Regions from separate parts of the Homo sapiens genome. Here regions 1 and 3 are each linked to region 2. A link is a contact called in ENCODE Hi-C or POLR2A ChIA-PET data. All regions are on one chromosome and are shown on one strand. The core of a region is the stretch at or near the end of the contact, and the rest is flanking DNA. Distances in the headings are between cores, read along the strand shown.

Evidence for each region. A loop is a pair of places that touch in the nucleus more often than their neighbours do. ChIA-PET counts read pairs that join two places held with the same protein, here RNA polymerase II (POLR2A). Pooled maps may share reads with other maps.
Region 1: a map of B cell shows a loop between it and region 2 (22-fold over the local background). The contact joins the promoter of TDRD3 here to the promoter of SUGT1-DT in region 2. A Hi-C loop is called at or near these places in 2 of 168 maps with a recorded cell type or tissue (B cell and CD4-positive, alpha-beta memory T cell) and 8 of 50 pooled maps. POLR2A ChIA-PET finds 5 or more read pairs at or near these places in 2 of 52 experiments (activated B cell and naive thymus-derived CD8-positive, alpha-beta T cell).
Region 3: a pooled map shows a loop between it and region 2 (5-fold over the local background). The contact joins the promoter of GTF2F2 here to the promoter of SUGT1-DT in region 2. A Hi-C loop is called at or near these places in 3 of 50 pooled maps.

Annotation. Positions count from the first base shown.
Region 1 is chr13:60,395,122-60,399,321 of GRCh38, forward strand. TDRD3 (tudor domain containing 3) reads left to right here and starts at 2,099. Exons shown (of 14, transcript NM_001146070.2): 1 at 2,099-2,284. The coding sequence starts at 2,244. RefSeq lists enhancers at 1,021-1,090, 1,421-1,750, 1,459-1,971, 1,821-2,020, 2,901-2,950 and a silencer at 2,161-2,730.
Region 2 is chr13:52,650,968-52,655,078 of GRCh38, forward strand. SUGT1-DT (SUGT1 divergent transcript) reads right to left here and starts at 1,340. Exons shown (of 1, transcript NR_170300.1): 1 at 338-1,340. SUGT1 (SGT1 assembly cochaperone of MIS12 kinetochore complex) reads left to right here and starts at 1,869. Exons shown (of 13, transcript NM_006704.5): 1 at 1,869-1,991; 2 at 2,079-2,136. The coding sequence starts at 1,954. RefSeq lists enhancers at 1,170-1,509, 1,619-2,120, 2,230-2,349 and a silencer at 1,600-1,869.
Region 3 is chr13:45,117,944-45,121,864 of GRCh38, forward strand. It overlaps GTF2F2 (general transcription factor IIF subunit 2), which reads left to right and starts at 2,567. Exons shown (of 8, transcript NM_004128.3): 1 at 2,567-2,778. The coding sequence starts at 2,713. RefSeq lists enhancers at 2,197-2,840, 2,601-2,730, 2,841-3,482.

The DNA.
Region 1 (4,200 bases), core at 849-3,348, 7.7 Mb after region 2:
ATTATTAGTGATTCTAGCTTTGATCTCTTAAGGCAGTGATTTTTTTTTTTAAAAGGTAAAGCTACATTTTCCCTTCTGTAATAAGTAAGTTATGGCTTGAAACTTTGAGACCATGTGAAGATCCTGTACTCCTAGTCTTTTACCCTGTGGCTTTTAGTATCGTCTGATAAATTTTCCTCTATCAATTGTGGTTGACTTGGAAAACTGTGATTTTTCTAATTCTATCATTTGTTCTACATTTACTATCTTGTATTGCTCTGAAAGAAAAGATTTTGTCCTCCTTCATTTTTGGTGGCACTCCGAAGAAATTCAATGTGTTTCATCAATTATTGTCACCATTTTTTGGATGCTCATGTTGTCCCACATTTCTCCAGTAAAAAACCCATTCTTTAAGAGAATTTAGTGTTTTGTGGAGTACTTTATTATTGTAAGGACCATGCAGTGGTAAATCCTTACTGAATCACACGACATGTGAGAACAAATGACTTTATAACCAGTGAGAAATTCTGATGATTGGTACAACATATTTTCATAGTTAACAGGTTACACTAACTGAAAAATGTAAATAATTGGTAACAGAAAATTCTAACCGCCAATAAAAATTATTGGCAATTTATTTTTGAGTCATCTATTTACCTTTAAAATGGCATATCTATTCCTGGCTCCTGTATATGATGGCCGATGACTATAAATTGAAATATACCTGTAGCATACGTATGACTTAAACACTGCATACTACTGCACATTGCAGCGAACAGGATGGAGCTACTTGTGATCTAAAATTATCTAAACAATATACTTGGGAGCAAATCTCAATAGCATTCCATCTAACGAAAGCATCGCGATTTTATAACTATGACTTTTGGGAAGACCAAACGGAATACCCCAGCTGAAATGAGAAAAATCTGTATTAAGGAATTTTAGCTCCACCCAGGGCAATTATCCCCTTCCTTCCGTAACTGCCAATTTCCTCCCCAATCCCAAGAGCGCCTCTGCCCAGTTCCGCAGTCTCTGCTCCAAGTCTGTTTTTGATGATGCCCTTAGAAGCAGGGGCAGCGGCAAGCGGCGGAGATAGGGATTAAGTTCCTAACAGTCTTCTTCCCCTGACCTGGCAGATGGGGACGCTGCCCCTTAGAAGCCTTTTTCCCCGCAATACGGGACGCCGCAGAGGTGAAAGACCAAGAAGGTGGAGCAAACTTTTAGGGAGCGCCTCTTGGGCCCGCGTACCCTTCCGCCTGTTCCTCTCTGATTGGCCAGCGTGAGTCACGGACGCCCAATCGCGCGGTAGCGTCCGCCGTGCCGCTGGGCGACGGCGGCGCGCATGCCCACTCAGGGACCCACCCTGCGCCCCAGCCCTCTACAGCGCGGGCGAAGGGCATCGGCGGGGAAGCGGCTGTGGTTGCCAGATCTGGCAGTACAGAGCCAAGGTGGCAGGGCCGCGCTAGGACACGGATGGTCCCAGGGGGAGGGCAACAGGAAAAACAAGCACTGACACAACTGCCCCATTTCCCCATGTCCCCTAAAAGCAGGTTTTCTTGGGCTGACCAGGGCATTTTCACTGTGGTGTCCGACTGGGGCAACTCGATCTGCCCGCGGGGACTCAAAAAAGCTTGAGCTGCATTTTTTCTTTGCGTCCGGGCGGACCAAAAGGCGAGGTGAAGGGAACGAGTGTTTATAAGAAAGTAAACTTTTGTGCAGAATGGGCTGGGGACACCTCTGAGTTTTGCTGCCCGCAACGTGACCTTTTTAGCGCGGTCCTGGACGCGTTCCCTCGCAGCCAACCCGTCAGTCTCCTCAGGCCTTATCCTGCCCTCTCTGAGGTGGCCGCCTGTGGGCGCTGCAAACGCCACACTTTTGCTCTACGAAGAACCTCCTCGCGACTTTCCAAGGTGTGCAACTCAGAAAAGCGCCCCCCAAAACAAGTAAAAGCCTTCGGGGAAGAGGCAAAGTCCCTGAACCGTCCTGACTCCAGCCACCAGCCGGTGTTTGGTGGATCAGGTCCCGGAGCTCCGCAGCCTGGGAGCCCCACACCAGGCCGGCCCCTACGGCCGCTCAGAAAACGCGGCGAGCGGAACCCGCACGCGGAAGCGCCGGCCGCACTGAGCATGCCCAGTTGCAGAGCCGACCAGAGGAGTTTTTTCTTTTCTTTTCTTTTTTTTTTTTTAAGGGGGGGGGTCTCAAGTAGGAGGCCTCCCCATCACCCCCACCCCAGCCCCCCACCACCCCCGGCCTAAGCAGCTACCATGGCCCAGGTGGCCGGCGCGGCGTTGTCCCAGGCGGGTTGGTAAGTGGCGAGTCCCGCCGGCTGCCGGGCCGCGGGTGCGGGCCGGGGCCCCAGGGAGGTTGGGTTGGGGGCGGCGGGGTGCGTGTCGGGGTAGGCGGAGGCTGTCGTCCGCCCCCGGCCTCTCCCCGGGCCCTTCGGGCCGGCTCCGCCCCCGGCGCCACGCGGAGCCCTGCGAGTTCCCCTAGGTCCCCTGGAGGCGGCGGCGGCGGCGGCCTGGGCCCCGGGCGGCGGGCCTGGGCCCCGGGCGGCGGGCGGCGGGCCTGGGGAGAGGCCGGGGGCCGCGAGCCGGGCGGGTGGCGGCCCAGACCCCGGCCGACCGGAGCGCCGGGGAGGACCTGCAGCGCCGTCCGCGCGGCTTCTCCGGGGAGGGGGTGTTTCTGCAGCGGGATCGGGAGGCGAGGGCTGGGAACGAAGTGCGGCGGAGAGGGACGAACGCGGCCGGAGCCCGCGGGCCCATAGGAAGTTGAGGGCAGAGCAGAGCACAGCCCGCGCTGCGGCCGGAGCCGCCTCTTCTTACCCCTTATTTCAAAGTACAGTGTGGACCAGTGTGAATCTGCCTTCCGCGGCACACACACAACTTCTGGAGCTAAGAATGACCGCAATGTCAACTCGTGGGGGTGCTCGGTAGAACTTTTCTTGAAAGGATGGTGTTCTGATTTTAAGAGGCCTTTCGTGTCAAGATTTTCAGGATTTGAAAACAATACAAAATTATGCGAAATTAGGCAGTTTCTGGAATTGCGGCCATTACGGTTGTAATCATCCCGTTTAATTCAGTAACGCTTTTCCCAGGCTTGCACAGGCACATTCTGGGATGAAGGGTAGGAACGGGGATGAAAAAGATTTGCAACGGCTCTCTGCAATTACTGCTTTAGGAGAAAGAGTGAGGCATTAAAAGACCAAACAAAACCAGGGGGAATAGTGATAAACCGTACGTACAGAGGAACAGATGAGTGCACTGTGGAATGGGAGGGAGAGTTACTTTCCTAAAGTGGACTTGGAAAGATGGTAAGGAAAAGGCTTTCTAGCACAGAGCTGCTGGAGATGACACAGGGAAGCGCTTATTGTTTTGCAGAACCTACACAAGATCTATATGGTTCGTGAAAGATGTGGATTTGATTTTGTGAATAAAGTTTTTGATCAGTAGAGGGATATAATCACAACTGTGCTTTGAAGAAGCCCCTCCTGATTTTAAAGGCACTTGTGTTATTATACACCCCATTTTACAGGTGAGGAGACTGAGGCAAAGAGCTGTTAAGTAACTTTCCCAAAATGACATAGCTAGAAAGTGGTGGAGTTGAATGTTGAGCACAGAGGGCCTGGCTCTGGGCCTGGTTCCTTTAACGCTTATGCGTTATTGTTGTTACAGTTTTTTCGCAGAACAGCATGGGCGTAAAAGATTGTAGAGTTAAAAACACTGTCTTCAGTTTTGTTTCTGTTCAATAGGAATCTCTTCTTTCAGTTTTTTTACCCACAAGGGTGTCCTGAATAATCTTGGATCCCTCTTTCATTTGCCTTTCTCCCCATTTCTCATTAGGTTGAGCGTTGATCCTTCACACTAGTAATATTTTCATTTACAAACTCAGTATTTTACTGCTTTCCAACATGACCCCCCCTCCTTTGGAAAGATTAGTCTCATTTTTTAGGTCCCGAACACGTGTTGACTTTGTTTTCTCTGGCCTCTTATGCTTTTCCAGGGCAGGGAAGTGAGTCTTATTTTTCTCCTTATCTGGATTGTCAAGAAATGCACCAGATTGTAGGTTCTCTGTAAAGTCTAATACAGTTGACCTTGGAATGCCCCTGCCAGTCAGAATTCTCTGGGCAGGGCCTCTGCAGAAGCTTAGGTAGAGTCCCACCCTGCTTCGTTATATTGTTATAAATCTTCAGCAATGTTATATTGTAGCATTTGCTACTTTATA
Region 2 (4,111 bases), core at 90-2,589:
TAGAAGGAGAGTGCTAAGTGAAAATGCTATATAGACTACGTGCTTTTTACAAATGGTAGCAGTTCTCCAGGTCAGCCCTCCACCACCGGACCACCCTTGTATGTAAATCCTGAATAAACCTTGTCTCCTTCACTGACTCTGCCTCTCTTCTTACAGTGCCATCCCAACTGGAGTCAGTGGGGTCCAGAAGGACAATTGGCCATTTAGATAACATTTGAAAACTAACCAAGGTAATTCACAGTAACATTAAAAAATACAAATGAACATTTCAATAAAGGCAGAAAAAGCAGTTGATATTCAATGCTTTCCTCCTGATGTTATGACCAAGACAAGGAAGTCCATTATCACTGTTTTTATTCAATAGTGGAAACACTAGCCAGCAACAAAAGGCAAAAATAAATAAAAATAAAAGGTATAAAGGTTACAGAGAAGTTAAACCATCTTTATTCGTGGATTGCAAGATTTTGATCACAGAAATTCCGAAAGAATCTACAGAGTATTACAAATAACAAGGGAACTTAGCAAGATGCTTGCATATAAGGTCAGTATGTTAAAATCAATATTGTTTATTCTTACGAGTAGAATATAAAAAAGTCAAAATGCCATTTAACATTGTATACAAAACACTAAATACTCAAGAATAAATCTAATGAAAGATATATATGATCTCTATACTGCAATCTATCCAAGCACAGCTGCATTAAAATATAGATATATGTGCAATCTACAAAATATTGCCAGGAGAAATTAAAGACCGCTTAAATAAATGGTGGGGGAAGAATGATATTCATGGATTGAAGGACTTGTTGTTAAGATACTAGTTTTCCCAAACAGATCTATAGATTCAATGCGAGCCCAATAAAAAATCCCCCCCCTTTTTAACAAGCTAATTCCAAAATTCACCTAGAAATACAAAGGCCGTAGAATAAGCCAAAACAATCTTGGGAGAATAAGTTACAGGACTTAAAGATTTATTATAAAACTACATTAAATTAACATAGTTTGGTACTGGTATAAAGTTAGACAAAGACTACTCCCTCCCGCTCCTCAATCTGCCCCCATCCCTAGAACGTGCTGGCAGCTTTCTCCATCCGATCTGCAAGGGTTAAAGGGCGCTGAGGAAGGGCTGACCGACTGGGGTGGGAAACAAAGCGGCACTGAGATAACTTCAGGCCACCTTCCTCCCCTCAGTACCTTCGGATGAAAGGTTTCCCTTCTTGGTCTGGGAAGCCCACTAAGAAGAAAGCCTGGGCTGTGGCGTTCTGGGGAAGTGAATAGTACGGCCGCCGGGCGCGTCGCCCCAGGAACCAGAAGGCTTTTTGCCGCTATTAGTGCAGAATGACTTCCGGCAAGTCCCAGTCGTTTAGAATCCCCAGCCCAAAGATCGCGGGGATCCACGCGTCATCCGGGCCTCTGCTCCCGGAAGAGACCACGCAGCCGCTAAAGACGTAATGGAGGCGAAAGGGCTTGGCTAGCTGTGGCAGCCATGATAAAAACTAGGGAAAATGGGAGCTCGAAGTAGCTTCCGTTATTAACAGACATACAAACGCCCCTAACCGCCACACGTTCCTTAGGGATGACAGTACGTTACAAAAGTGCTTCTAAAGTACTACTGAAAGCTCCGTGGGAGTGCCCGCTGGCGTGGGCGCGGTGGAAGGGAGGAAGAACGTGTACGCCCCAGGCCTCCGTAACCATGGCTGCGAGGGGCGGGGACTGGGAGCGCGGGTCCTGGGCCGGGGTGCGGCTGGGAGGAATCGGTCCTCCACTGTCCCAGCCGGCCCCGCGCCGGCGTGTCGCCTCCCGTCCCCCTAGCAGCACGCTGCGTGGCTGCTCGCTGGCTATTTAGGACGGAAGCTCGGTTGGTGTTTCTCCAGAAGTTTCCCCCTTGGGCGGTGGTGGAGGTGGTAACCGTGATAGTAGCAGCTCCGGCGGCAGCAACAGCGACTACGAGGGATGGCGGCGGCTGCAGCAGGAACTGCAACATCCCAGAGGTGCATGTTTTTCTTTCCCTTTGGTATTTATTTTATCCCCCTTTCCTTGGCTAGTGAGCCCTGCTGAAGTCGTTGTTTTCCTGACAGGTTTTTCCAGAGCTTCTCGGATGCCCTAATCGACGAGGACCCCCAGGCGGCGTTAGAGGTGAGAGAGCCCATTTCTGCTTCCTCCACTCTTCTTAGGGGAGCTGGGCCACTTCGGGTCCCCGCTGACCCGCCTTCTCCCCGCACCGCCGGACAGGGACCCAGGCTCTTGTTGATGCTGCGTCTCAGCTCCGGTATTGAGATTCTCCGTCTCTTTTCTCTGTTACACGGTAGCCGCGTTACCCCAGACTCCTGTCTTGCCCTTTCCACTCCCTACAGCTCCTGAGAAAAACCTCCTCTATTTCTTGGGAGCATGGTTGGCATTTGTAGTTTGGCTGAAAGGATTTTTTTTTTAATGACATTTATGATTAGAGAAGTGGACTCTGGGCTCGATGAAGTTAATTTTTTCGTTTGACAATAATTCTTGCCATTCTTACGTAAAAGTGTCGGTATGAAGTCAGTCTACTGGAGCAAAACCCTTTTCCCTCACGTCCCTGAAACTTTCCAGATGTCTTATCACAATTCATTATTCACTCATTTGTATATTCATCAAAATTTTTTTTTGGAGTGGCTGTGTGCAAAGGCGCTGATTGCTGTGGGTTAAAGTCTTGGTTATATACTCAGCTAACCTAGAAATCACTTTTTGTAGGTGTGCAATGAAGGCAAACCATAAAGCTGTAAAGGAATGTAAAAGATCAAGAGTTAAATAATAAGAATTAAAGGAGAACCTAAAGATAAATGATGCTGCGGGTCACAGAATTTAGCCAGGAGTTTTTGTTTGTTTTTGCGTTAAATCACAGAAAAGAGGAAACCTGTTTTGCTGTTACGTTTAACAATTTGAGGCAAGACAGCGTCTTTTCTAGCTATGACTTTTATAAGAAATGTGCCACATGGTACTAGAGCCTCCGTTGAGGAGATCTTTGAGTGGAGATTTGAAGGAACAAGGGAATTAACTTGGAAGCTCTGGGGAAAGAATATTCCAGGCAGGACCAAGAGCCAGTGCAGATCTTGAGGTAGGAATGAAGTTGGCCTGTATGTGAAGCAACAAAAAGGCCCTTTTTATTAGAGGGCCCATTTGATTAAGAGAGGTTGGACAGGAAACTAGGAGCCAGGTCCTATAAGGCCTTTTAGGGTCCAGGTGTGTTTTTTACACCTAAATATATAGACCTTTAGATACTGGGAGTAAGGCTTCTGGGATGAGTTTGGGGATAATGTTACAGGAAGCACTGAGAATTTTTCTCCATAATTTCTTGTATTAGCTAGACAGCTATGACTTTTAATTTACATTTGTTATTGTCGTGTTAGACCTAGTGCTTCCTTTGGGAATCCAGTTTATATAAAAGTTGCTTTTAAACAGTATTAACATAATGAATTTTATTGTCACTTTCCATCTTCTTTTACTTTAAAAATTTTTATGGAGGCATATATGATTTATGTAAATAACACAGATTTTAAGTCTATAGTTTGATGAGTTTTCACATGTTTACACCACCAGATTAAGATACAGAGTATCTCCATTCATAATGCTCCTTAATGCGCCTTCTCAGCCAGTAATTCTTCTTACTGTCCTGCTGACTCCTGCTTTGACCTCCATCACCATCAGTTAGTTTTGTTTGTTCTTGACTCATAAACAGAATCATACAGTAGGTGCTTTATTGAATGTAGACACTCTTTTTGCTTTAATGATTACATAAGTATACATTCATATTGTGTGAAGTAGTAGTTCTTTCGCATTGCTGTGTAATATTCCATTGTATAAATATATGTTGTATAGCCGTAAGTACGGCGCAATTTATTCTAACAGTGGACATCTGGGTTATTTCTAGTTATTAGCTAACAAAAAGCTTCTGTGAATACTCTTGTACATGTATTTTGGTGAACACATGCATTTCTTTTGGTTGTATGTACCTAGGAGAAGAATTGCCTAGGATAGTCATGTGGCTAGTATTAGTACCTTGGTTTTTAATGTATGGCTCTTGGACCAGCATTATCAGCATCACCTGGCAATTCATTAGAAGTGCAGCCGGGCGCGGTGG
Region 3 (3,921 bases), core at 1,317-3,816, 7.5 Mb before region 2:
ACCAGACTTTTTGGAAAAATTGCAGCCAGCAATGAGTTCTTGGGCCCTCCTTCCTAGAATTGCATTTGCGCCTTAAAAATTTTGGTAACAACTTGACTAGTTAATCATCTGAGGGAGTAAAAAATTTTGGTGTTACCTTCTCTGGGGCACTGACTTCTGCATCCTATGCTCTGTGAGCCCCATCCTGGGATATGGTCTCAGCTCTTGGATGTTGATATGTTTAATGACATATAGGGCTATATTGAGGAAAAATAATACCTACTCTGGCAAATTGTTATAAGGATTAAATGGGATAATACAGAAAATAACTAGCTGAGGATCTGGCATATAATGAGTCCTTAGGAAGGTGAGGGATCTGCCTGTAGTATCTATCCACCTTAAGGGTCTCCACAGTAAATCTGTGAATTTGGTTCATAGGGGCCATGCCCTCCTTTTCTATCAGGGTTCTGTAAACATCCCTCTTCAAGCTAGAAGGGGTTTGAAAAGGACAGACAGGAGAAGCTTGCTCTTTGTTCAACAGCGTACGAGGAAGAGGTGCTCAATACGTTGTTTTTTTCTTTCTTCTATGTATCATTTTAAAATCTCCACTTTTCCGTTCTTCGCTAGCCCTTTCATCAGCCATTTTTTTTCTCTCTCAATCTCTGTGTACACACACATACACACATACCCACACCACGTACACATTTTAAGGCCTCCCATGACCCAGAGACCAAAGCCAGGGTTCCAATCTTTAAAGTCCATTCCTGGGGTGCTCTAGACTTTGCTTCTCTTCTCCCATGGTCTCATATTTCAATTTATTCCTTCTCCTTGATTAAAGTTTAGAGCAGTTCCCTTAATCTGCTTACTCTTTATATGTTTTAAAAAGGCCCTTTTCCAAGTTGTTGCACAAGAAGAAACCTTCATTTTCTGCTTAAAAAAATTTTTTTTTGTTTTTCTTTTTTTTTTAGAGATAGGGTTCTTCCTATGTTGACCAGGCTGGTCTCGAACTCCTAGCCTCAAGTGATCTTCCCATCTCGGTCTCCCAAAGTGTTGGGATTACAGGTGTGAGCCACTGCGCCTGGCCAAAAAAATTTTGTTTTTAGTATTTATTTTTTAGAGACAGGACCTTGCTCTGTCACCCAGGCTGGAGTGCATGGCACGATCATGACTTACTGTAGCCTTGAACTCCTGGGCAGACACAATCCTCCCACCTCAGTCTCCCAAAGTTAGGGTTACAGGGTTGAGCCACTGAGCCTAGCCTGAAACTTTCATCTTCAACACACTCCTGGTCTCTCCCATCTTTCCTATTAGTTTTCCTAGCTAAAAGCAGAGTTCTGACAGCTTTTCCTGGCCCTATGCTGAACACACATAAAATTTCCTCAATTTTGTGCAAGGCTCTGATGTGTGATTCAATAAATTACTTGCCATTCTTAACAATACCTTACTGTTTGTTTCTCTTCAGCGAATGTTCTTTCACCCAAAGCCTACTGAAACCTGACAATGTGTTAAACACTGTGCTAGACATTGTGGATATAAAATGAATAAAGCACTATTTTTTATTTGTCAATTATACCTCAATAAAGCTCTTTCCGCCTAGGAGGAGTTCATTGTCTGGAAAGCAAAGGCAGATATGTAAACATATATATTATAGTTCAGAGTGCTAAGTATCACACTGTGATGTGAAGAAAAACTAATTTCTTCTGGGGAAGTTGATAAAAGATCTCATAGGAAGTGACATTTTCATTGGTCTTGAACCATAAGTAGGAGTTTGCCAACCAGAGCACAGGGGTGAGAGTGAGGGCAGGGGTAAAATAGGGCTTCCAAGGGAAGGGAATCCAGTGTGCAGAGGCTCTGAAATGACCGACGAAGATTCTGACGTGTTTAGGGAAGTCTGCTGGGTTTGATGTGGTTTGGTGCATGGCGGAGTGATGGTGGGAGGTGCAAAGAGATGAAATTGAGAGGGCCCAGTTGAAGCAGGAGGATTGAACTTTATTCTAGAGGCAATAAGAGAAAGAGAAAACTGTTTAAGCAGGGGAGGAAACGATCAGGTTTGTCTCTTACTTGTTCGTTTCGTTACAGACTTCCGGGTTTTGGAAACTGAGGTGCTCCGCTTGCTTCATCAGAACAGCTCGGGTAGCCTCTGAGCTGAAACACGGCTTTTTTTTTTCCAGGTCTAGAAACGGCATGTTTTCAATATACCCAAGGCTACTAAGTTTGATCCCAGTGCCCATTTGTGCTAATGACGTTGGCCAGGGACGCCAATTTACTACCCTGACCCTGTCCTTCAAATATTGTCTCTCTCTCCTTGGCTAGGGTTGGACATGTTCTGACACCTTTCGTCTCTTTGAACCCCATTTTTCCGTTCTGATAATCTTTTTCTTCAGTTATGCTGACCATGTCTTTAAATACATTGCTAACGTTTTAGCTCATCCCACCCTACGTTTTAATCCCTCAGATGCAGACATCGCGGACAGCCACGCCCACTCAAGAAATTTCCGAAACAGAAAGTTTGTCTGCAACAGCGCGCCGTACTGACGTAGCAGTGCGCAGGCGCAGTCCCGGCTCCTGGCGGCGTGTTCCTCTTTTCCTCGGTTCCCAGTGTTCTGGCAGGTAAGGAACGCCGGCTCTTCGCCTCTCAGCGCGGCTTGTCCTTTGTTCCGGACGCCCGCTCCTCAGCCCTGCGGCTCCTGGGGTCGCTGCTGCATCCCGCACGCCTCCACCGGCTGCAGACCCATGGCCGAGCGCGGGGAACTCGACTTGACCGGCGCCAAACAGAACACAGGAGTGTGGCTAGTCAAGGTAATGTTCGCGAGTCTCCCACTTGCGCTCCTCCTAACACAAGTATAGTTTAAGTAACTTGAGCCTATCCCGCTCCGTGCGCCTCTTAAAGTTCTTTTACGGCTATCTCGTTAGAGCTTCACACATTTTGAGAGGCAGGAGTCATTGTTGTATCTGTTTGCAGACGAGGAATTAGTTTAGGGACGCAAAGTGTCTTTCAGCCAGTTACTACTCTGAATCTGCCTGGACTAGATCTCTTTCTCACGGCTTTCCTGGAATCTTGTCTTGGTGTCCCCAGATTTGGACGGTGCATTTTATCCCAGACTGAAGAATTCCTTGTATCTTCCCTTGGTGAAACTGGTTTTAGCCATGAGCCTGCGTGAGGTAGTTGAATGTCTACTTTCTGTACAGTTTTCTCGGCCAGAAAGTAGGACTGGTCCCTGCCTACTCTTAAAAGTGTTCTCTTAGGTTGATGGTCCTTAATGAAGCTCTCAAAAGAGGCGAGAGAGCCCCAAACTCACAGAAGGAGAGGTCATTGGACTGGAGTATTCTTTTAGAGCACATTTGGGTCTCGTGAAACTGGCCGTCAATAAACGTTTTATGTGAAGACAGCAATTTTGGTTAGCTCACAGTAAGCACTATTTGTGCTTTATTGTTTCATATTGGGGAGTGTTTTCTCCTAGGGGAGTTTCATAATACTTAAGCATATTCAAAATGTGATCCTGAAAGTCGTTGAAACTTAAAATGTAAGGACTTTTGGTTTCTTAATGCTTTAACTGTTTTATCACATGGCTGAGTTCTCGTCAATTAAATCTAAGAGGTCTTTCTTGTCGGCCTTCCTAAAACAGCCCCCTTGTGATCATTTGCTAACACGACAGATGTGTATTACATTCTTCAAAGCACTTTTCACAGTGTAGAGTGATTTTGTGTTCATATGTTCAAAGTTGGTTACCTCTGTCTTTCCAACACACAGAATCACATTCCATGAGAACAGGATCTTTGCCTGTCATACCCAGAATAGTGTTTGGCGCATGGTAATTACTCAACAAATAGATGATGAATAAATGCATGACCTCTCATTCTTCAGCCCTCGCCTTAGTCTGTGGCACTCATTTGACTTATTTCCAAACTCAGTGTGACTTAAAAGGATGGATTAAATAGGCA